Regions from separate parts of the Homo sapiens genome. Here region 2 is linked to region 1. A link is an interaction called in ENCODE POLR2A ChIA-PET data of the cell type or tissue named here. Cell type or tissue: PC-9. All regions are shown on one strand. Links, peaks and the distances in the headings refer to the core of each region. The heading gives the core; the rest is flanking DNA.

Region 1 (12,258 bases), core at 1,301-9,300:
GCAGTCAGCCGAGAGAGAATCGCTTGAACTCAGTGGGTAGAGGTTGCAGTGAGCTGAGAGAGAATCGCTTGAAGCCGGGAGGCGAAGGTTACAGTGAGCCAAGATCTTGCCACTGCGCTCCAGCCTGGACAACAGAGCGAGACTTTGTCTCAAAAAAAGAAAAATACAGGGATGTGGTGACTCACACCTGTAATCTCAGCACTTTGGTTAGCTAAGGCGGGTGGATTGCTTGAGCCCAGGAGTTTGAGACCAGTCTGAGCAACATGGTGAAACCCCCATCTCTACAAAACAAATTTTAAAAAATAATCCAGGTGTGGTGGTGTGCCTGTCATCCCATGTACTTGGGAGGCTGAGGCAGGAAGATTGCTTGAGCCCAGGAGATTGATGCTGCAGTGAGCTGTGTTTGTGCCATTGTACTCCAGCCTGGGCGACAAAGTGAGACCCTGTCTCAAAAAGTGGGAGAAAAAGAAAAATATAAAGTATTCAAGTTAATTTTAACTATATAACACCATACCTTTTGGTCAATTTTTCAATTTTTGTCCCTTTTCTCCCATTTTTCCTCAGTCTCCATATATTTGTCTCTTAGCACTTCCTTTTATTTTCCATAACGTACCTCTCAGTAGAGTATAAAATGGAGATATTTTTTATTTTTAAAATATGAGTTTTGTGTTGCTTGTTCCTAACCTTAAAAAATGATTGGTATATGGTATGTGCCTTTCTTGACAGTGAACTATTTGATAGTCATATATTTAAAATTAAGAATTTAATAGACCTTCCCACTAGGGAAGCATTTGTTTCCTAGGCACCTTTGGAAGGTGCTACATTAATGAATTAGTTTTATTATTTTAGATAAATTGTTTTTCCCTATTTTTAGAATATTAATAGAGTCAGGTTGGAAGATACAAATAAACACTGATTCAGAACGCCACATGAGAGTCTGAAAGCCATGTCATAGCAGTAGTTAAACAGAGTATTAAATGCAGATGAACAAGATGTCGGAAAGCAATGGTAATGTTAGCAAAGCTAGAGAGAAGATAATTTCTTATATTTTACAGCAAATGTTGTTGTCTATGTAAAGAAAATTATAGGCATGACTGTGAAGAAATGAGGTTTATTTAAGATGCCAAAAGTGGCTGGGCGTGATGGCTTATGCCTGTAATCCCATCGCTTTGGGAGGCCAAGGCAGAAGGATTTCTTGGGGCTAGAAGTTCAAGACAAACCTGAGCAACACAGCGAGACCCTATCTCTACAGAAAATTTAGGAAATTAGCTGGGCATGGTGGCATGTGCCTGTAGTCCCAGCTACTCGAGAGGCTGAGGTGGGAGGATCACTTGAGCCCGACAGGTTGACGCTGCAGTCAGCCGTGTTTGTACCACTGCACTCCAGCCCTGTCTCAAAAAAAAATAAAAATAAAAAGATGCCAGAAGTTTTGTATCAGAAAATTTCAACAGTGCAAAAAAGCCTTATGGTAAAAAATAAATAAAAAGAAATAAAATAAAACTTCAAGAGGTTAACTCTTGGTCCATTATTTAAAACATTTTTTGAAGTGTCTTTGGACAAGGCCTTTTACAGCTCATTTGTGATAGTCATACAGTTTTCTTTGCTGTAATAAAAGCTTGGTTTTGAGTCTCACCATTGAGTTCAAATCTTAACTCTGCCTCTTGATGGCACTATAATCTTGGGCAGATCATTTAACCTCTAGCAGCTTTATTTTCTCATCTATAAATCAGAGCTAATAACCCCCATCAAATTCTCCTTCAGAGGACAAATGTTTGTCACCATTTAGGGTGATTTTTCTAAAATATGTCTAATTGTTCTACTTGCCCACTTAAAATTCCCCCATCTTTCTCACATAACCTCTGTAGCATGTCCCATTACTCTGTAGCTTTTCTGTGTTTGCTTCTAACCTTCCTTCCTCCTGTGCTTTTTCCAAGTTCTTTTCCCTGAACAGCACTGCTAGCTGCTCCTGGCAGCTTTTTATTTAAAAAATGAAAAAAAGGCCAGGTGCCATGGTTCAAGCCTGTAATCTTAGTGCTTTGGGGAGCTGAGATGGGAGGATTTCTTGACCCCAGGAGTTTGAGGCTGCAGTGGGCTGTGATTGCATCACTGCACTCCTTCCTGGATGACAGAGCGAGACCCCGTCTCTAAAAATAAAAAAGGAAAAAAAAACTTACACTGCTCTTTTTAATACTAGGAAAGCTCTTTGAGATTAGAAATTGGCTGATGTTTTTTCTTACAGTTTTGTTTTATAAATTTTTTAACTTAAAATATTAATGTAATGAAAGAAATCACTTTGGAGGAAATTTAAAACTAAAATGAATTCATACTGAATTATGTTTTAAGACTTGTGGTATTCCCTGTAATGCATAAAAAGCAATGTGAGGAATCACTGCTCAAATTGATAATGTTTAAAATGGAGAATAAGAGCATAGAAAAAAAAATACGGGACTAATTGTACAATATTTTAACATTTTTAGGTTTTACATATTGAGTTAACCTGATCACCTACTTGAAGCAGTCTAGCATTAACTGTTAAATGTTTAATGAAGTAGTTCTCAACCTTGGCTGCTATCTCAGTTACATGTAATGTTTTAAAAAAATGCAGGCCAGGTTGGGTGGCTCATGCTTGTAATCTCAGCACTTTGGGAGGTTGAGGCAGGAGGATTGCTTGAGCCCAGGAGTTTAAGAGCAGCCTGGGCAGTATAGCAAGATCCTGTCTACAAAAAATTTAAAAATTAGCTAGATGTGCTGGTGCGCACCTGTGGTCCTAGCTACTCAGGAGGCTGAGGTGGGAAGATCACTTGAGCCCAGGAGGTCGAGGCTAAGTGAGCTAGGATCATGCCAGTACACTCCAGCCTGAGCCACAGAACAAGACCTGCCTCAAAACAAAAACCAGAACAAAAAACAGTCACACCAGGGCCCCATCCTATTGGAATCATCTCTAGGGGAGGTTCCCACACCTGCATTAAAACAAAACTCAGAAGCCAAGGGTAAGAACCAAGGAAGTAATGTATACTTTTAAAGTAATGTATACGTTTTAAAATTTGCATACAGTGTACCTCTGGTAATTTCCAGGCTTTTATGACATATAATCATCAATTATTCAAAATAAAAAGTGAATCAATTTTAGAAACTCCCCTCCTCCCCCCTTTTTTTAGACATTAGAAGTTAAATCTCACGGTTTACCTGTATCAATTTGCAGATTATTGTTTGAAAAATTCTGGTGAATTGAGACTGCATTAAATTTCTCTGGATAATCTACATAAATAATCCTCAAAATAAAAGGTTCATTTCAACACGTAATAGCTTTATATTTAAAGGCATTAGGAAAGGGGGAGGCAGGGAGGGAAAGTTAGCATCTGTTTCCTGTGAGTTTTAAGCTATTTCTAATAACTTCTTTTCAGCTGCTGCTTTTATGATCTAGTTTATGGCACAGATAAGATATATATTTCAGAAAAAATGTTTTGAGCTTTTGCTGTTGATGTTAAGATTACGATTTTTCTGTTAAATAGGACATTTGGAACAAGAACTGTTTAGGATATAGATGAAATACATTGAAACAGCAAGAAGTTAAAGCATTTTAAAAAGCCTTGTGAATAAATCTTTACAAGAGAGTTTTTATAACTAAAGTTAATAGGAATATCTAAAATGAATATCCAGCTAGTAAAATTAGCCATCCATTCATGAATTTAGGAAATAACTGATTTAGAATGCTATATAAAAAAAGAGTTTCTCTTTTCACTTAGTCCTCACAAGTTTTCACCTATAATGTATTTACTCATTAAACATCAGATGTCTTCCACATGCCATGTGCTGTACTGGGGAAGACATAAACAGGAGAGACTAGGTCCAGACTCTGTTGGAGCCCTTAGTCTAGGGGAGTAAGGGATTTTAAGTAAGCAATAGAAGAGATGTGTGTGTTCCTCTGAAAACTGCAAGGTATTTCAGTGAGGCAGCTCTTTTGTTCTTTTTCCAAAAGAGTGACATTGGCTTTTCTTGGAAGTTTTAGAGCTGAAAGGGAACTTAGATCTAGTTCAGTTCCTCATTTTACAAATGAACACACTCAGATCTAGGGAAGTGAGGTGACTTTCCTAAAATGGCTCAGCTGAGGACTGGTATGGTTGGGATAGAACATGGGTCTTCTGATTCTTAACCATTGTACACTCTCTACCGTGTCCCTCAGGGGCATGTGAAAGTAAATGACATATGACAGACAGAATCATGCCCAGGAATCTATTCATTCTGCACACTATGATTGATCTAGTTTATGTTCTCTTTGTGCTAGATGGTGGCATCACTCATGATGAAGAAGATAAAGCTCTTGTTAAGTAGTTTATGGTCTATCATGAAAAGATGGGCAATTTGGGAAATCTGTGGCTTGTTAACTTGTTTGGCATATTGAGTAACATGGCAGGTTCTGGAGCCAGACTGAGTTAAAATCCTAGCTCTCACATAATAGCTATGTAATTTGGGGAAGGAACATAAATCTCTACTCTGTTTCCTTATCTGTAAGATAGGGATAATAATGCCTACCTCATAGAGTTTTTAGGATTTAGAAATGTATATAAAGCACTTGGAACAGTGCCTGGCTCACAGTAAGCACTAACACTAACAAAAAAGTTATACTATTATTTTCACCTCAGTTATACAGGTGAGGAAGTTGAAACATAAAAAAGTTAAGTAACTTGCCTGTGATCATAAAGCTAGAAAGTTTGGGAGCCAGAATTAAAATACAGGAGTCTGAGTGCTCTGTTTAGATTTAGGACCTGAGCCAGGGAGTGTGTTCCAAACCCAGCACTAATACTTGAGAAGCTCTCAAAACTGTAAGTATCCCCAGGATACTGGTGTCTCAAAAAGATAGTAATGTGTTAACTGTAAGCTATTTAGTGATACATTTGCTTTCTTCTGCAGAGAGGAGGGACTGAATTTTGGGACTGTTGCCTGCACCATCCCAGTCCAACTTGCTATGTGTTTTTATTTTTAGCCATTGGCTGATTCCAATTTGAAATTCAGAGGATTTGTGATATATTATGTGATATGTTTTAAAAATTACTAGCTCCTTGCTGCATTTTATAAAGCGTTGGAGATAGTTTTTCTTTGGTTGGCTGATTGGTTTTGGTGTTTTGTTTTTTAGAGGACTAGCCTACACCTGGTTTGAGTAAGAAAGTTTTGTTTGAGAAGCAGCGTTTTTACCACCTTCAATCTTTTGAGGAACTTTTGGCATGTGGAAAATTAAATACTACAAACTTTCAATAGAAGGTAGACAGGTAATATGGAGAACTGAGAATTAGAAATCTTGACCATGCTGTTGGGAATTTCCCTTTTCTTTCTGCTTGTCCACTAATCTGCATTGCTTATTAAAACAGGTTGATACTTTTAAGGCTCTGCAAAGAAGTTCTTTTCATTGGTTAGTATCTAATAAGTGATAGCTGGTACAGGACTTTAAAAATATATAATAGGGGTTTATTTTCTTTATTTTTATTATTTATTTTATTTTTTTTTGAGACAAGGTCTTGTTCTGTTGCCCAGGCTATAGTGCAGTGGCACAATTACAGCCTACTGCAGTCTCAGCCTCCCGGGCTCAAGTAATCCTCCTACCTCAGCCTCCTAAGTAGCTGGGACTATAAACGTGAGCCACCACACCTGGTTAATTTTTGAACTTCTTGGTAGAAAATGTTTCGCCATGTTGCCCAAGCTAGTCTTGAACTTCTGGGCTCAAGTGATCCTCCCTCCTAGGCCTTCCAAAGTGCTGGGATTACAGGCATGAACCACCATGCCTGGACTAGCGGTTTCTTTTAAACAGCATATAATTGGGACTTGCTTGTTTTTCCAATCTGACAATCTTTGCTTTTAAATTGGAATGGTTAGACCATTAACATTTAATGTTATTGTTGACATGATTGGATTTATTTATTTATTTTTATTTTTTGAGATGGAGTCTTACCCTGTCACCCAGGCCGGAGTGCAGTGGCCTGATCTCAGCTCACTGCAACCTCCGCCCTGCAGGGTTCAGGAGATTTCTCCTGCCTCAGCCTCCTAAGTAGCTGGGATTACAGGCATGCACCAGCACTCCTGGCTAAATTTTGTATTTTTAGTAGAAATGGAGTTTCACCATGTTGGCCAGGCTGTTCGCAAACTCCTGAGCTGAAGGGATCTGCCTGCCTCGGCCTCCCAGAGTGCCGGGATTACAGGTGTGAGCCACTACCGTGCCAGGCCTGATATAATTAGATTTAAATTAATTTTCAATTTATCCTATTTGTATTTCCTTTTTTCATGCTTGCTTTTGGGTTGAGTTTTTTTTTTTTTAATGATACTATATTAATTAATTTCTCTTCTGTATTACCAGCTATAACTTTTTTTGTTTGTTTTTTAGTGGTTGCTTTAGAATACATCTTTATAGAATACATCTTTAGCTTATCACAGACTACGTTCACGTGATAATTATACCCCTTCACCCACAGCGACCCCTCAACAATCCCTCTCCCAGCATTAGTGCTGTTATTGTCATATATTTTATTCTGCATGTTATAAACCCCAAAATATATTGTTACTATTTTTGCTTTAAACATTATCTTTTAAGAGATTTAAAAAATAATTTAGCCGGGTGCGGTGGCTCATGCCTGTAATCCCAGCACTTTGGGAGGCTGAGGCGGGTGGATCACGAGGTCAGGAGATCGAGACCATCCTGGCTAACACGGTGAAACCCTGTCTCTACTAAAAATACAAAAAAATTAGCCGGGCATGGTGACATGCGCATGTAGTCTCAGCTACTTGGGAGGCTGAGGTAGGAGAATCACTTGAACCCAAGAGGCAGAGGTTGCAGTGAGCCAAGATCACTCCACTGTACTCCAGCCTTGGCAACAGAGAGAGAGTCTGTCTCAAAAAAAGAAAATAATAATAATAATAATAATAATTTAAAATTTTATATTTTCCACACATTTATTACCATTTCTGGTGTTCTTTTTTTCTTTGTATAGTTTCAGATATTCACTCACTGACATCTCCTTCTGCCTGAGAGACTTCCTTTAACATTTCTTGCAGTCAGGTCTGCTGGTGACAAATTCTTTGTTTTATTATGTCTGAAAAAAATCTTTGTCTTTTTTTTTGGAAATGTTCCTGTTGGATATAGGATTTTAGGCTGACAGTTTTGTTTTTTACTTAAAGATGCTATGTAACTGTCTTCTGACTTGCATTGTTTCCAGTGAGAACTCTGTAATCCTTAGTTTGTTTCTCCATATAATGTGTCATCTTTTTGTCTGGCTACTTTTAAGAATTACTCTTTATCACTGGTTTTACACAGTTAGATTATGATATACCTTTTGATGTAGTTTTTTTATTTTTTGTATTTCTTGTGCTTGGTGTTTGTTCAGTTTCTTGGCTCTATGAGCTTATAGTTTCATCATATTTGGAAAGAAAGTTTGTTTTCTGTGTTTCATTTGAATAATTTTTATGGCTGACTTCAAGTTTCTTATTTTTCCTTTGCATAGTCTAACATGCTGTTAATTTCAGTATATGTTTAATCTCAGTTGTTGTATTTCTTCATATCTGGAAGTTTGATTTGGATCTTTTTATAATTTCTATGAGTCCACTTACCATGGTCAGGTATTTATCATTTTAAATTTATGATTACAGTTATAACAAGCGTTTACTGTCTTTTTGTCCACTAATTTCATTATCTGGGTCATTTCTGGATCAGTTTCTATTGATTGGTTTTTTACCTTATATTTTCAAGCCCCTGCACATGCGTGATAATTTTTTGTTGGATACCAAACATTGTGAATTTTGCCTTTTTGAGTGCTGCCTTTTTGTATTCTTAAAAATATTCTTGAGCTTTGTCGTAAGGTGCAGTTAAGTTGGAACTTAGTCTGATCCTTTTGAGGCCTGCTTTTAAGCTTTTAAGGCCTCCTTTTGAAGCCTGCTTTTGAGAGTGACCAGAACAGCTATTAAGGCTAATTTTTACCATTCACTGAGGCATCACCATTCTGAGTATTCTGCTGGATGGCCCATAAGTTACCAGGGTCTTTTTCTTTCTGACTAATGGCAATGCAAACTATTCTCAGCCCTGTGCGAGCTCTGGGGAGTGTTCTCTCTGTTCTCTGGTGATTCTTTCCCTGGCATTGCGTAGTGTCCTCTCATGCATGTGCTAATTCATGCTTAGGTAAATACTTGACGGGACCCTCTACAGATCTCCGGAGTTCTGTCTCTGTGCAGCTCTGGTACTTGTGAACTCTGACCACTTAGGTTATTCCTTCCTGCACCACAGGCGATTGTAGGTCTCAATATATTTAGTTTTCCTTTCTCAGAGATCACTGCCTTGCACTACCTGATGTCCAGTGTATGGAAACTGCTGTTTTATATATTTTGTCAGTTTTTTTGTTGTTTAAGTGGTAGGGCAGATTTAGTATCTGATATACCATCTTGGTTAGAAGCTGAAGTGACTTTACAGCCCATGATACTTTTTGTAAATAAAGATTAGTCGTTAGAAAACAATACTTTCATGCTGTTTCAGCTTTTATACATCTATAATGATATTATTTACTTTTAGAGATGCGGGTGAACTGTTTGAAAAGATTGAAAAGATATAAAGAGTTATTGGATTCTTTACATCATGAGCGAGGAAAAAAATTAAGCTCGTCTTAAATGGCTATGTTTCAATTTTATCTGCTATAAATGGGTAAGAGTTAGATTTTATTTAAAATTCATCTTGGCATTTAGAGACTGATACTGTTTCTGGCCATATCAGCTGAACTGTGTCATTAGAATTTTTAATTGTTTTAGGGTTTTTTTTTTAAGAATAGATGATTGATTTTTTTCTGTCTCTCTACTCTTCTTACTCAGAATTAGATGTGCTTTGAGCACGTATTAATTCTAATACGATTAAAGGTCAAGCCATACCACAAGAATATTTATATTATATGTGTTGATTAGAGTTGGACTTGTAATGGCCGCATTGTTAGAGATTGCATTTCTACTTTCCATGAATTCTGTTGGATTTGCAGATAAAATGTTTTCTGTCTAATAGGGAGAAAATATAAATATCATGCATTCATCTCTCATACTTTTTCATGTATCATGCCATTCACAGTTCTAGGATTCTGGAGCCACATTTGTAGCCACCATTAACCAAAACAAAAACAATCCCACATGACTATTACCTTTGAATTCAGTATTGTACTGTATTATTCTGACACAGAAATTTGAAATCCAATGGGTTGGTGAGTGAAAAAGTCACATGCAGCTGACAGTCACAGTTTTTATATGACTCTCCTAGATCTTTTTGTTTTGTGGACGTATGTTTGGGGGTAGATGGTTTAGAGTTCTATTAGGAGAGAGATGAAGGTATTCTAGGTGAGTGTTGAGTGGCTGACTGCTGTTAGAGGGCAAAATGGGATAATCTTTTACAAAAAACTTGAGGTACATGATTTAGTACTTTGATTATCCTAGTGATTGTTACACTGAATCAGAAAATGCATTTACCTTAAAACCTTTATTGTAACTAGGTGAAAGTAAATGTGGTGTAACTTTTGGTTTGACTATAATGGGCAGTGGAATCTCAGATGTTAGGATCAGGTAAGAAGAAAGATTGAACTATGTCATGACCCAGTAAGTGAAGGGGTGTGTGTGTGTGTGTGTGTGTGTGTGTGTGTGTGTGTGTGTGTGTGTGTGGTGTTGTTGTTGTTGGCGACAGGGTCTCAATTCGTCGCCTAGGCTGGGATGCAGTGGTGCAGTCACGACTCACTGCAGCCTCAACCTCATGGGCTCAGGCAGTCCTCCCACCTCGCCTCCTGAGTAGCTGGGATGACAGGCACATGCCACGATTCCCAGCTAATTTTTCTATTTTTTTGTGGAGACGGAGTCGTGCCATGTTGCCCGGCCTGTTGTTCGTTTTTCTTTGAAGAATATACCTTTTTATTTTATTATCATTTGCTATAAATATCACTAAACTTTGTCATCCTAAGTGAGATAATAAGGCAAGATATTTCAAGGCCTCCTTTTGTTATGTAAGCTGAATTCATAGCTTGAGGAAATAAGTCGGAGTCTCATACCTCTGTGTCAACACTGAACAGCATTTTTTGTGACGTAAAATCTCATTATCACAAATTACAAGTGCGCTATTCGGTTTTTAAAAATTTTAATTTTGGTTTTTGAAGTCACACATAAGTTTTTATACTTTTTGAGGGAATAAAGATTTCTAATTGTACAACAGTAAATGGAATAAACAATAATAACTTTGAGTCTTCTGGAATAGATGTTCAAAAGATCAAATTTTCCATATCTCTGTAATCTAACTATAACCTCTGAGGGCAAGGGCTTGTTTTATTTGAATAAAGAACCCTATAGTAGCATGATTATGGTAGTTATGGTATAACTTTATACCATAAAATATCCCATGTGCTATTATACTGTGGCATAGCATATATACTATATATGTTACAGTTACATATAAAAATATATATTATAGTAGTATATAGTATGATTATTTGGCTTAAAGCTTTTTTTTTTTTTAGCAGGAGCATAGTTCAAGGACAATTTTTTTCAGATTAAAATGGACTTTCTTTGGGAAGCCATCTGTCCCCCCAGACTAAGTTTTGTTGAGAGTAGTGACAGGGACAGAGGCAAGACCATTAGGTTACCATAATACCTGGACTTAGTTTGTATAATCGAGGTTAATGCCAGTCTTGTTGACTGCAGGACATACAGTTCCTAACATATTGCTTAGCATATAATATGTGTTAAATATTTGTTGACATTCGGAACTGTGCACAATGTTTTATGAGTCAGGACCATTGAGTTGCACAACTGTGGCACACCATTCACATAATGATAATATAGATTTTCTCAGTTCTGAGTTTGCTTGCTGCATAAATGTCTTAAGTCTTTGGCACCTACTGCTGTTAGAATATAGTGGCATTTGAACACACAATTAAGTATTTAGCTTATGTTACACATAATCAACTTTCAATAAATGAGATCTATAATAATTTGCCTACTCCACTCTCACCTTCCACAGTCATTTCTCCCCTGCTTCCTATTGGTTGTTTTGTTTTGAACCAGCACCCTTCCAACTCCCCCAGAGCATCCCACATCATTAGCTTCACAAGCATCTTCCATACCAGTGTCATCTTTAACAACTGTGTGGCAGTTTGGACAATGACAATCCAAATGACCCTCAGATGTATTCTAGCTATTCTTGACTGCCTTCTGGAGTCAGTATTTTCAGCCAAACAGTGAAAATTAACAACAAACTGTGTCCAAAACTTAAAACTTAATTCTTCTTTCACCCAAATGCTTTTCCTGTGTTTTTATATTTTTATCTCTTTAATGTATTTTTTTCTGGTTGCCCGAGTTACAGATATTGCCATCTTTATCCTGCAGTTGTACTGACTTAACGATATCTTCTTGATATTTCTTCCACCATGTGTAATTTTTTATGCTCTTAGGGCTCCTTTAATGAAGGCAACTCATATGTAAAATGGGAGTATGTAAAAATAATTTGTGGGAGAGCCATGTGGGTGGGGTTTGTGAGTAGTCTCTAAGGCGCAGGCTACAGCTAGCTAGCCTAGTGTTTGTGAGCCCTCCCCTTCCCCCAGTAAAGGTTGATTCCTTTTTCTCCTCTTTCCTGCTTGTTTATTTTATTCTATTTTATCCTCATTTTCTACTTCTGCCCCAAAAGCACCCATTCTAATGCCTTTCACTATATTGTTTGTGTTCTTGTAAAATGTATTTAGTGTTTGTATTTTTAACTTACATAAATGATGCCTAATTCTTTCTTACATTTTTCTAAGCACAATGTTTTAAGCTCTCTCCCTGTTGCTATGCAAGCATCTAATTCATTGCGTTGAACAGCCACATAGTATTCCAAGGGGTATACTCATTTTATCTTATAGAAGACCAGATCGTTTCCAGCTCTCCATCCCCACTAACAGTGAACATTCTGGTCCGTAATCTTTTTTGGACCTCTGTAAGAATTAAGCAGAACTGCAAGGGGATCATAGGGCTTACTTAAATTTGATTTGACTTAAGTTGTACCAGATTGTTCCCCAGAATGGCTGTACTCATCTCCATGCCCACCAGTAGCAGAGCATGAGAATTCCTGTGTCCTCTTAGGTGCGTTCTGATTTTCTAATTTTTGCCAATCATACTCTACACTTACATATGGAGAATATGTTCATGAACATGTAGGTCAGTCTTAGGTGTTATGCGTGGGAGATGGGTTGTTGCTCTCCCAGATATGAAGACGTGCTCCAATAATACTAC
Region 2 (12,258 bases), core at 2,190-10,189, 100 kb before region 1:
ACAGCTGTCCGCTTCTCCCAACAAGGCCAACCAGGGAGCTTGAGATTGTGCCATCTCAAAATCTCTCCCCTCCAACCAGCTGAATCCTCCAGGCAACCCACTCACTTAACCATTTCTCTCTTCTAAGGGAGCAGAAACAAGAACCCAGCCCAGCGCGTGGGCTTCTGTGCCTTTTTCTGTGGCTTAGCTGAGCATTACTCTTAAATCCTTATTCTGATCTTTGTTTCATGTTTACAGAAGTGGATTCTTTTTATTCCTTTCCCCTGACAGGAATAATCCCTTTGGAATTTAAGCTTTTAAAGAGTAGCTCCTTGTGTTATTTGAAAGGCAGCCTAGGGGCTGCCCCTTTGCACACAGATCTCCTCCTTGCAGGAGGAGGTGTGGCTGGCCCAGGGCGGTGTGGGGACACAGACCTGAAGAACGTGAAGTGCATGACAAGCTCAGGCAGTCCTGGGGAAGGGAGTTCTCAGCTCCTATCTGGCCTCTCCCTCCCCCAGCTTTCCCCCATTCCTAGACCAGTCTGCACCAAGGGCAACCCTGAAACAGGAGAGGGAGGTAATGGGGGGAGGCTGTCAGCAGGAGGGGAGGAGTGGGCAGAAGATAACACTGACTTGTCACCTGCAGCCAGGGAGAGGGAGGGTGATGCCACAGTCGGCCCACCCTGGGACAGAATCTCACCTTTCTTTTTTTTGTTGTTGTTGAGATGGAGTCCAGCTCTGTAGCCCAGGCTGGAGTACAGTGGTGCAATCTCAGCTCACTGCAACCTCCACCTCCTGGGTTCAAGCGATTCGCCTGCCTCAGCCTCCCAAGTAGCTGGGATTACAGGCATGCACCACCACGCCCAGCCTTTTTTTTGTATTTGTAATAGAGATGGGGTTTCACCATGTTGGCCAGGCTAGTCTCAAACTCCTGACCTCAAATGATTCGCCTGCCTCAGCCTCCCAAAGTGCTGGGATTACAGGCATGAGCCGCCGCACCCAGCCAACCTCTCACTTTTCAAGGTCCCCTGGCTATTGAAACATGAAGACACCCTAGAGGAGGATTACAGACTCTAGGGGGCAAGTGAAATGCTGTCTGGATCCCTATCCACGAAGGAACTGGCACCCAGCTGCTGGGAGGAGGCCTGTGGTGGCCAGCCTCAGCCAACAGCCTTTTCAGAGATTGCCTCTACCGCAGAGAGCCACTTCAACCAGGTGACAAGGACAGCAAGAGAAAAAAAGCCTGGTCCTATCAGCTCAGCTGAGGACAACCCTGAAAGGCCATTTAAAACTCCCTGTGAGCGCAGCGCAGGCTGCCACTGGGCCACATCCCAGCCTACTTCTCACCCTGCCCACTCCTGCTTCCTTTTGTCCCCCTCCATGGCTGGTGATCCAAGGGTGGTCCCTAACTAGTATCTTGTCTGCTAACTCCATTGGCTTCCATAACATTCCTAACACATAAACATGCAATGCAATAGTCTGTACTTTTACATGATAATTGTGATTTTTTTAATGCTGATTCACGGTGTGTGACATCAATGAATTTTTTTCAATACTTGGTGCATATCTCTGTGTGTAGCCTTTAGTGACACAAAGTTATATGGGTTAGTTACTATTATCCACTTTTTTTTTTTTTAGAGACAGTTTCTCACTCTGTCCTACAGGCTGGAATGCAGTGGCGTGATCATGGCTCACTGCAGCCTTGAACTCCTGGGCTCAAGTGATCCTCCCACCTCAGCCTCCCAAGTATCTGGGACTACAGGCACATGTGACCACACCTGCTAATTTTTTTTTTTTTAATTTCTTGTACAGACAGGTTCTCACCATGTTGCCCAGGCTGGTCTGTAACTACTGGCCTCAAGCTGTCTTCCTGCCTCAGCCTCCCAAAGTGTTGGGTTTACAGGTATGAGCCACTGCACCGGGCCACTATTATCCTCTTTTACAGAAGAGCCAACCAAATAACAGACAGGAAAAATAACTTCCCCAACGTGACCCATCCTACGGTGGAGCCAGGATGTGACCCCAGGCAGGCTGGTTCCAGAATCTGCGCTTACAGGGCTCTACTCACCTGCCTGCCATCACTCTACATCTCTGGGCTGTTTCTACCTACCAGGCTGAGCCATGAGGTCAAGGATTGTGTCTCAATCTTAAACACTGTCGGGGGCAGGAGGGTAAAAATAAGTCTAAGAATATGAGAGAAAGGAATAACATGAACTTGAATATAAATGGCAAATCTCAAAGTAAAAAAAAAAGTTTTTTTTTGAGACAGAGTCTCTCTCTGTCACTCAGGCTGGAGTGCAGTGGTGCCATCTCGGCTCACTGAAACCTCCGCCTCCCAGATTCAAGAGATTCTCCTGCCTCAGCCTCCCGAGTAGTTGGGACTACAGGTGCCCGCCACCACACCTAGCTAATTTTTGTATTTTTAGTAGAGAGGAGGTTTCGCCACATTGGCCAGGCTGGTCTTGAACTCCTAACCTCAGGTGATCCACCTGCCTCGGCTCCCCAAAGTGCTGGGATTACAGGCGTCAGCCACCACACCAGGCCAAGTTAAAATTTTTCAAAGTTAAAAACATGACTCATAAGATGAACACATACCAAACATTTAACTGATGCTATAGCTCCCTAGGGCTGCTACAACAAATCATTACCCAGCAGGTGGCTCAAAACGACAGAAGCATGTTCTCTCACAGTCCTGGAGGCCGGAAGTCCAAGATCAAGATGACAGCAGGCCTCACTCCCTCCAAAGGCTCTAAGGGAGAAACTTTCCCTGCTTCTTCCAGTTTCTGGTGGCTGCCAGCATTCTCTGGCCTTCTTGGCATGTGGCCACATCTCTTATAAGGACACTTATCATTGAATTTAAGGCTCACATGGGTAATCCAGGATGATCTTATCCCAAGATCCTTAATTTAATTGTATCTGCAAAGGCCCTTTTTCCAAATAAGGTGACATTTCAAAGATTTGGATGTGGACATAATTTTGGGGGACCACCATTTAACCTACTACACTCATTAATGAGGAAATCAGCAGGGTGGTAAAGTTAATTCAAGGGAAAATTTGAGGAACAGGAGTTTATCTAGTCAGTCAGCAAAGGCATGCTGAAATAACTTGGCACAAATTGAATGGTTACTGTCTCACGGGACAACTACACTGTAACCTCTGGGGTTATCTTTTCCCACAGACAGAAACCTATTTGGGTAAAAATCTGTAAGTTAACATGTGACTTCACAGATTCTGGGCCCTAATCAATAGTAAATCAAACAAGGTACATTTGCTAGATCAACATTCCTCAATAGAACTTTCTGCAATGGTGGAATGTTCTACATCTGTGCTGTCCAATACGTTAGCCACATTTCAAGTGCTCATATATGGCTCAGGAGCTCTTGAAATGTACTTAGTAGGACTGAGAAACTGAATTTTAAATTTTATTTAGTTTTAACTAATTTAGATTCAAATATTAATAGCACCAGGCATGGTAGCTCTCATCTGCAATCCCAGCAATTTGGGTAGCCAAAATGGAGGCTCACTTGAGTCCAAGAGTTGCGGACTCGCCTGGGCAACATAGTGAGACTCCATCTCTACAAAAAAAATTTTAAATTAGCAGGGTGTGATGGTATGCGCCTGTAGTCCCAACTGCTCAGGAGGCTGAGGTGGGAGGATCACTTGAGCCTGGGGAGGTCAAGGCTACGGTGAGCCATGATTGCACCACTGCACTCCAGCCTGGGTGACAGAATGAGATCTGTCTCAAAAGAGAATAATAATAAAGAAAGAAATATAGATAGCTACAGGCAGCTAGCTAGTGGCTACAGTATTGGAAGGTGTGATCCTATAGATTTAAATAATCCCTACCAGGACCTAATAGACATGCTTGAATATAATATTGGAAAATATGCTGTTGCCTTATTTTCAAGTTTTCGTAATTTTTCTTAACACGTTAACAGCAGACCTCAGATGAGCAAAGTATGGGGAGTGGTGAGGCCTGCGGAAAACTGACAATTGCGTGTCCATGTAATTAGAAAAACACTTCCAGTTAGTTCCAATCAATCATTGCCCTGTTGTCAGAACTATTCATTTTTTAGAATATGACAGATGTGTGGGGTTTTATGCAAAATATCTTAATATTTAAATATTAGCCAAAGATTGGTAATCTCTGCTCTAGAGGAAATTGGCGCATGCTAATTAACCTCTTACGATCTGCTTCATTCCTAGTTACTCTTGTTCATATGCCATACTATCCAGCGCTGTGCCTCGTACACGTTAGACTCCCGTCCTCAGCAGTACAATTCATTTCAGTTCAACAAATATTTATTGAGCACCTACTGCATGCCAGGAACTGACCAGGAAGCAGGTCATTATAAGAATTAATAAAGTGCCTCCTTGTTTTCACAGGCTCCCATTCTGATCGAGATACCACACAAAGTCCTTTGTAAAGTAGGGTGATGGAGATCAAGGCACCAGGTGTCTGGGGAGTCAGGATGGCACTTGGCTCCAGTTGGGCAATTGAGGGAGGAGAAAATGGCAACCGAGCTGAACCTTGAGTAAGAAGAGTTGTTTGGGTGAAGTGAGATGGAAAGAGCATATTGGGCAGAGGCACTGCTGGGTGAGAGGGGAGATGCATCTATGGGCACAGCATGGCATATGAGGGAAACCTCAAGCAGTCAGTGTGACTAGAGCTTAAAATCTGAGGCCAGAATGGCCAGACGCGGTGTCTCACACCTGTAATCCCAGCACTTTGGGAGGCTGAGGCAGGCGGATCACTTGAGGTCAGGAGTTCAAGAACTGCCTGGTCAACATGGTGAAACCCTGTCTCTACTAAAAATAAAATATTAGTAAGGTGTGGTGGCGGGTGCCTGTAATCCCAGCTACTTGGGAGGCTGAGGCAGGAGAATCGCTTGAACCTGGGAGGTGGAGATTGCAGTGAGCTAAGATCAGGCCACTGCACTCCAGCCTGGGCAACAAGAGCGAGACTCCGTCTCAAAAAAAAAAAAAAAAAAAATTGAGGCCAGAAGAAATAGGAGGTGAAAGTAGGGAGGAAAGAAGGGTGAGATCATAGAAGGTATTATAGTCTATAATGTGAAGGGTGTTTTATCTCTGGCTTATCAAGACCATGAAATGAATGAATAGATGAATACATTCATTCAACAAATATTCTCCAAAGCTTGGCATTGAAGACACTGGAACTACAGGTAACAAAATTTGTAGAGTTTTCTTCTCATGGGGTTTATGTTCTAGCTGGGAGAGAAAAATGATAAACAAGTAAATAAGTGCAAAAATAAGATAGAATTCTAACCTGGGCACAGTAGCATGAGCCTGTAGTCCTAGCTACTTGGGAGGCTAAGGAGGGGGAATCAGCTGAGCCCAAGAGTTCAAGGCTGCAGTGAGCTGTGATTGTACCACTGAATTCTAGAATGGGCAACAGAGCAAGACCCTGTCTCTATTTAAAAAAAAAAAAATGGCTGGGCACAGTGGCTCACACCTGTAATCTCAGCAGTTTGGGAGGCCAAGGCAGACAGACTGCTTGAGCCCAGGAGTTTGAGAACAGCCTGGGCAACATACTGAAATCCTGTCTTTACCAAAAATACAAAAATTAGCCAAACGTGGTGGTGTGTACCTATGGTCCCACCACCTACTTCAGAGGCTGAGGCAGGAGGATGGCTGGACTGCAGCGAGCCGAGATCGTGCTACTGCACTCCACCCTGGGTGACAGCATGAGACCTTGTCTCAAAAAAATAGGGCCGGGTGCACTGGCTCACACCTGTAACCCCAGCACTTTGGGAGGCCAAGGCAGGCAGATCACGAGATCAGGAGTTTGAGACCAGCCTGACCAACATGGTGAAACCCCGTCTCTACTAAAAATACAAAAAATTAGCCGGGCATGGTGTCACACGCCTGTAATCCCAGCTTCTCAGGAGGCTGAGGCAGAATGGCTTGAACCCGGTAGGTGGAGGTTGCAGTGAGCCGAGATTGCGCCACTGCACTCCAGGCTGGGTGACAGAGCGAGACCCTGTCTCAAAAAAAAAAAAAAGATAAAATTCTAGATAGAATTCTTCAGCCTTAAAGAAAAGGAAATCAGAATGTTGGGGGGAGTGGTTTAGAGCTGGGAATCAGAGGTAATTAGGTAGGTGCTCAGCAAAGGTGGTATGTGACCTGGACCTGAATGTTGAGAAGGAGATAGTTGTATGATTCAGATTCTAGAAGAACAGCATTCCAGGTTCTTAATCCTCAGAATCATTCAGTAATGTTTATAGCCAAATTTAAAATCTAAATAGGAAAAAAAATAGCATTTGAAAACAGAAGAGAGAAAATTCACCTACAATCTTACTACCTTAACACCACTTCTATTTTTAGTCAGAGTGTATTTCCTTTAATCTGGGCCCGCATGCATATGTTTTTTGTATCATTTATCATAATCAACTGTATATACAGTAGTTAGCTCTTTTCACTTAAAATTATAAGCATTTTCTGTGATAACCATTATATTCCCGACCATTATAATTTTCCATTTCTTCATATTTGTCCATCCAGTGGCTCTGACATATACAGGAGTTAACCTTTTCCCTATTGCACATTTAGGTTGTTGTACAAATTGATGCATATGAGCATAGGCATCTTTACATACACGTATTTTTCCTCTGCTTTTGTATAACTTTCTTAGGATAGACTTCCTGAAATGGGAGATTTCTGTGTCAAAGGGAACACTTAATCTTAGAGGTTGTGATACAAGTTGCCAAATCTTTTTCCAAAATAAATAGGAAAAGAGATAGTGGTAGAGAGACAGAGAGATGGCGGGGCCTCAGGGTGGGGGGTTGGAATATGAGTAGGCAAAAATATGAACCATTATGCTCTGTGGGGGTAGGGAAGGATATCCTTGTCTCTTTTGCTTATTGTTGTATATGCAGTGCCTGGCACACGGTAAGAGCCCAATAATGGAGTAAGTTCAAGTTTTGCAGCTCAAGATTGATTTGCAGCTGAATTTGTTGTTGTGCTCCAAAGGAGAGAAATTTGCTAGGCAGGAGCAAACATTTTACATCACTCTGCTTTTGTAGCTTTGGCTTGTGATTAAAAGAACAAAAACAAAATAGATGTTTATGGAGATTCGACCGAGAAGGCAGGCTGAGCATATGTTTAAGCCTCCCCCTCCAATTCCTAGAAAACACTTAAAAGGTACATATTCTCCTGTTACAGATCCATTTATATGTGTGTGTTCACACATCCCACCCAGCCCCTTCCCCCAGCCAGTGGATCCAGGCCATGGTAAACAAATCCAGTACTCACAGCGATAAGCACAGCTTTAGGCTGGGTTCTTATAAATAGCTTCTGAGATGACTTGTAGGAAGCTGACTTATTAGAAAATATTCACAATAAGAATGGGTAGGGATATGGGGAATTGGGACCAGGAAGGGAAGAGAACATCCAAGGTGTAATGGCAAACAGACCCCTCAGAGGATAACCCTGGCTTCATACAAGGAGCTCTGGAGATAGTACAGGTCACACCACAGAGGTGCCCCCATCAAGCAGTGAGGGGCCTGGAGGATCCACATCTCCTGTGCTCATCAGTACATAAACTGTCCCGGGGGACATAAGCTCCCAGGCCCTTCTGGCTCTTGGTGTACACTGGCAAAGTGCCCATCCATCAGGCTGAGGCCTGGACCTCGACAGAGGCACAGATGCTGGCTGTTGGAGTAAAAGCATTCGGGAGCCTGTTTAGACTAAAGCGTTAAAGGGATTTGGGGGAAGGTAGATGGAGCCCTGCCAGCTCCTGCTTCAAGCTCACAACAGGAACCACCGTGAAAACTAACCCCATGAAAGGAGACATCAAATTTTACAAATGAAAGAACAAGCTCTGAGAAAAGAGTTAATTGAAAAATATAGAAAATGACTCTAGAATAAGTTTAACCTGTATCTTCATGGACAGAGAAGCAGATATTACATCTGCTGAATCAGAGATCTTGAAAATTAAGTCTTCGATCATAGACATTTTTTTTTTTGAAAATTAAGTCTTTGATCATAGACATTTTTTTAAAAAGTAGATGGACTAAATAGAATAAGAGAACAAATTAGTGAGCTAGAAGATTGAACTAAAGAACTCCCTGGAAAGAGATAAAAAGTATGAAAGAAAAGTTAGGAACATGGAAAATAATTTCATAAATTCCCATATCCGGCTAAGATTTCCAGAATGAGAGAACAAAGAGGATAGATAAGATAAAATACTTTGGGCCGGGCGCAGTGGCTCACGCCTGTAATCCCAGCACTTTGGGAGGCCAAGGCGGGTGGATCACCTGATATCAAGAGTTCAAGACCCGCCTGGCCAACAGGGTGAAATCCTGTCTCTACTAAAAATACAAAAATTAGACAGGCATGGTGGCACAGATGTGTAATTCCAGCTACTCGGAGGCTGAGGCATGAGAATCGCTTGAACCCAGGAGGCGGAAGTTGCAGTGAACCGAGATTGCACCACTGCACTCCAGCCTGGGTGACAGAGCCAGACCCTATCTCAAAAAGAAAAAAAAAAAAAAGAGAGAGAGAGAGAGAGAAAGTACTTTATTTATTTATTTATTTTGAGATGAAGTCTCGCTCTTGTCCCCCAGGCTGCAATGCAGTGGCACGATCTCGGCTCACTGCAACATCTACCTCCCAGGTTCAAGCGATCCTCCTGCCTCAGCCCCCCGAGTAGCTGGGATTACAGGTGCATACAACCACTCCCAGCTAATTTTTTGTGTTTTAAATAGAGATGGGATTTCACCATGTTGGCCACGTTGGTCTCGAATTCCTGACCTCAGGTGGTCTGCCCGCTTCAGCCTCCCAAAGTGCTGGAATTACAAGCGTGAGCCACCACGCCGGGAAGAGAGAAAGTACTTTAAAAGATAACAGAAGAAAAATGTCCCAAGTTAGTGAAATATATGAGCCAATTAAAGTCTCCAACAAGACCAAGCAGGACAGATGAAAAATGCTGCATAAATAGTGGTAACATTGTAGTAAAATTTCAGAACACCAAAGACAAAGTCCTAAATATTTCTGTGAGAAAAGCAGATCATGCACAGGCAAAGAGAAACAGAGAGGGAGAATGGCACACTGACCTCACACTTCTCATCAATAGTTGATGGAAGATAGTGAAGCTAGATCTTTAACATTCTGATGGGAAAAGGTTGTCAACATAAACATCAAATGCAAATATTAGTCGCCTGGGAACGAATACAAGCATTTCAGAAAAGCAAGAGTTCAGAAAATATACCATTCACAAACCTTGTTTGAAAGGATTTTGAAAGAATGTATTCTAACAACATGACAAAATTTAAGAAGAGCAACAGCATGGAGAAGCAATAGAAAATGGTAAGAGGAAATAAATTGGTAGACTGTAATGTTAAGAAAAGCAGGCCAGGTGTGGTGGCTCATGCCTGTGATCCCAGCACTTTGGGAGGCCAAGGCAGGAGGATTGCTTGGGGTCAGCAGTTTGAGACCAGCCTGGGTAACATAGCAATACCCCTGTCTGTATAATTAAAAATACATAAATAAATAAAACTGGACATAGTGGTGTATGCCTATAGTCCCAGCTACTCAGGAGGCTGAGGTGGGAGGATCATTTGAGCCCAGGAGCTCGAGGCTGCAGAGAGATATGATCATGCCACTGCACTCCAGCCTAAATATCAGAGCAAGACCCTATCTCTAAAAAAGGAAAACAAGGCCAGGCGCTGTGGCTCACGCCTGTAATCCCAGCACTTTGGGAGGCCGAGGTGGGTGGATCACCTGAGGTCAGGAGTTTGAGACCAGCCTGGCCAACATGGTGAAACCCGGTCGCTACTAAAAATACAAATCCCAGCTACTCGGGAGGCTGAGGCAGGAGAATCACTTGAACCTGGGAGGCAGAGGTTACAGGGAGCCGAGATGGCACCATTGCATTCCAGCCTGGGCGACAGAGCAAGACTCCATCTCAAAAAAAAAAAAAGGGGGAAAACAAATATTAACCGGGATTCCCATTTATTAAACACTGTGTGGGCCGGGCATGGTGACTCACGCCTGTAATCCCAGCACTTTGGGAGGCGGAGGCAGGTGGATCACAAGGTCAGGAGATCAAGACCATCCTGGCCAAAGTGGTGAAACCCCCATCTCTACTAAAATTACAATAATTAGCCAGGCGTGGTGGTGTGCGCCTGTAGTCCCAGCTACTCAGGAGGCTGAGGCAGGAGAATCTCTTGAACCTGGGAGGCAGAGGTTGCAGTGAGCCGAGCACTCCAGCCTAGGCGATAGAGCAAAACTTTGTCTCAAAAAACAAAACAAACAAACAAACAAACAAAAAAAAACCACTGTATGAACACTTATAATGTGTGTGTGTGACAAATAGTAACTTCGTTTATGATGATCTTCAAAGAAAGTGTCAACCAAGCAACATTTTCAAATGGATAACCTCTGTAATTTTTTAATGAACTTCACTGAAAATTGGAAAATGCCCAGAGACAGGTCCACCACAGTCATGATATGTGACTCAATTAGTATGAAACTGTGAAATTAGGGTCTGGGTGGAGCCACACACCTGAGTTATTTGTCATCTGGACTAAAGGTCTTTGTCCATTGGAATGGCATCCCGTGTATGGAATGGCATACACGCCCATTGATGTACATTCTTTCTTCTCAAACCACAGGTTCTCTTATTTTGTGAAATTTTTGGTTGACTCAGAATAAATTTGTATAATTCGCCCTTCTGGTCTTTCTATTAGAGCACTTAAATTATTCCACTGAAACATACCAAAAGCTTTCAGACCTTTAGCATTGACTGGGAAGTGATTGAATAACAAATGAACTCAAGTCATCAGGGAAACTCTTGTTTAAAAATAAAGGACTCAGCTGCTTTTAAACAGTTTTGCTTCAGCCCCCACTTATTTATCACACCTCTTAGAAGTTTAAAACTATTTGCTTTTCTCTGATTGATTTGATCCTTGGATTTAGCTGTCTTCTTCCACGGCAGGCAATGCGTGGAGGGTAACCCTCTTTGTTCAGGAGCCGTGTCCTCTGGTTAAGACAGTGCATTTTTGCTTCCATATCAGGAATTTCAGTGATATCCATTCTCCTCAGGGATTAGAGATTGTTAATTACTTTCTGTTTAAAAAAAAAAAAAAGGGAACCCGCAGCACTGCAGCTTGGCAGGTTCTCTAAAAATAGAGGATTTAGGTTATTTTTAAAAACCCTCATTGAGGGATCATGACCATGAGTCACATTTATCTCCAGAGTTTGCCTGCTGAAGGAAAACCACATGGTTCTGTGGACATTTAAACCCTCCCTGAAACACTGCCACCTCTACAGAACAAACAGTCCCATCTACCCATCCATGAGGAAATGGAGAAGAATTTGTGCCTGTGGAATTTGAGGACCCAATTTAGTTTAAAATAGATATTTCATGTCCAGAGGCTGTGAACTGTTTTCTAAGCACGAGCTCTTACTAATGTTTGTCATGCTGCTGTATGGCTCATTTTACTTATTGTTAGGTTTATTCTTTTCCTTTTTCAGAAATATTCACAATCTAATGAAGAAATATTCATTGAGGAAGAGCTCTATGGCCTGGGAGGTATCAGTCTTCTCCAAGACATCAATTTTACTTGCTTACAGAACATAAAAAAGAAATTTTATGTGATAAATGCATTAATCTACAGCTACTTATGATTAGGCTGTTCTGGCTAAAATGGAATACATTATCTGTAAGACATCTTTCATACTCCCAAGGCACTTTAAAATAATGAAAACATATAAAATAATATCTAAGTAATTAAAGTAATGGCAAATAAAAACTTAGCATTATATGGAATTGCCTATCGGAGTAATATATCTCTTTTTATAAGCCCTTTGTGATATTGCTATTAATTTTTAAGTAACAAAATATTGCTCTTGAACCAAAAATGGGATATTAACTAACATATACACTATTAATTGCTTTACAAATGCAAAGTGCTAAATTCCAGCTCATAAAAATAAACCTTTGAGGATATCTAATAAAATCTACACACAGTGCCTGCTTCTGAATCATCTAAGGAGTAGAGGAGACTCCTCATATTGCTTCATAAAAAAAGAGACACTGTGTCCCTTCTGTGAGTGGATTTTTCTGCCTCAGGAAGCCTGGTATTGTCCACCCTCTCTCCCCACCTGGCAGTCATTCTTTCCGTTCACCCCTCCCCTTCCTTGATGACTCAGGTATTTATTCACATCCCCCTTTCTGATAATGAGTCCTCTAAGCCACAAAGTAAAACCAGCATCTTTCAAAACATTGTCACTTTTTTTTTCAGTTTAGTTTGTTTTG

What was found. Peaks named below come from ENCODE experiments on the same cell type or tissue, not always from the same donor. Only the 100,000 strongest peaks of a DNase experiment are listed, where the experiment ranks them.
Region 2: POLR2A ChIA-PET joins it to region 1 with 12 read pairs; 2 of 35 experiments call an interaction of 5 or more read pairs at or near these places.

What each region holds. Positions count from the first base shown.
Region 1 is chr3:23,832,584-23,844,841 of GRCh38, forward strand. The region is part of intron 3 of UBE2E1 (ubiquitin conjugating enzyme E2 E1); the gene reads left to right. Among named protein-coding and RNA genes, the nearest start is that of UBE2E1-AS1, 32 kb to the left of the region's middle. In PC-9, for the core only: a CTCF peak has its summit at 1,745; no DNase peak of the experiment used is centred there; H3K27ac peaks cover 1,246 bases.
Region 2 is chr3:23,728,549-23,740,806 of GRCh38, forward strand. No RefSeq gene overlaps it. Among named protein-coding and RNA genes, the nearest start is that of UBE2E1, 71 kb to the right of the region's middle. In PC-9, for the core only: no CTCF peak of the experiment used is centred there; DNase peaks (open chromatin) are centred at 2,613, 6,113 and 6,613; H3K4me3 peaks cover 816 bases; H3K27ac peaks cover 6,340 bases.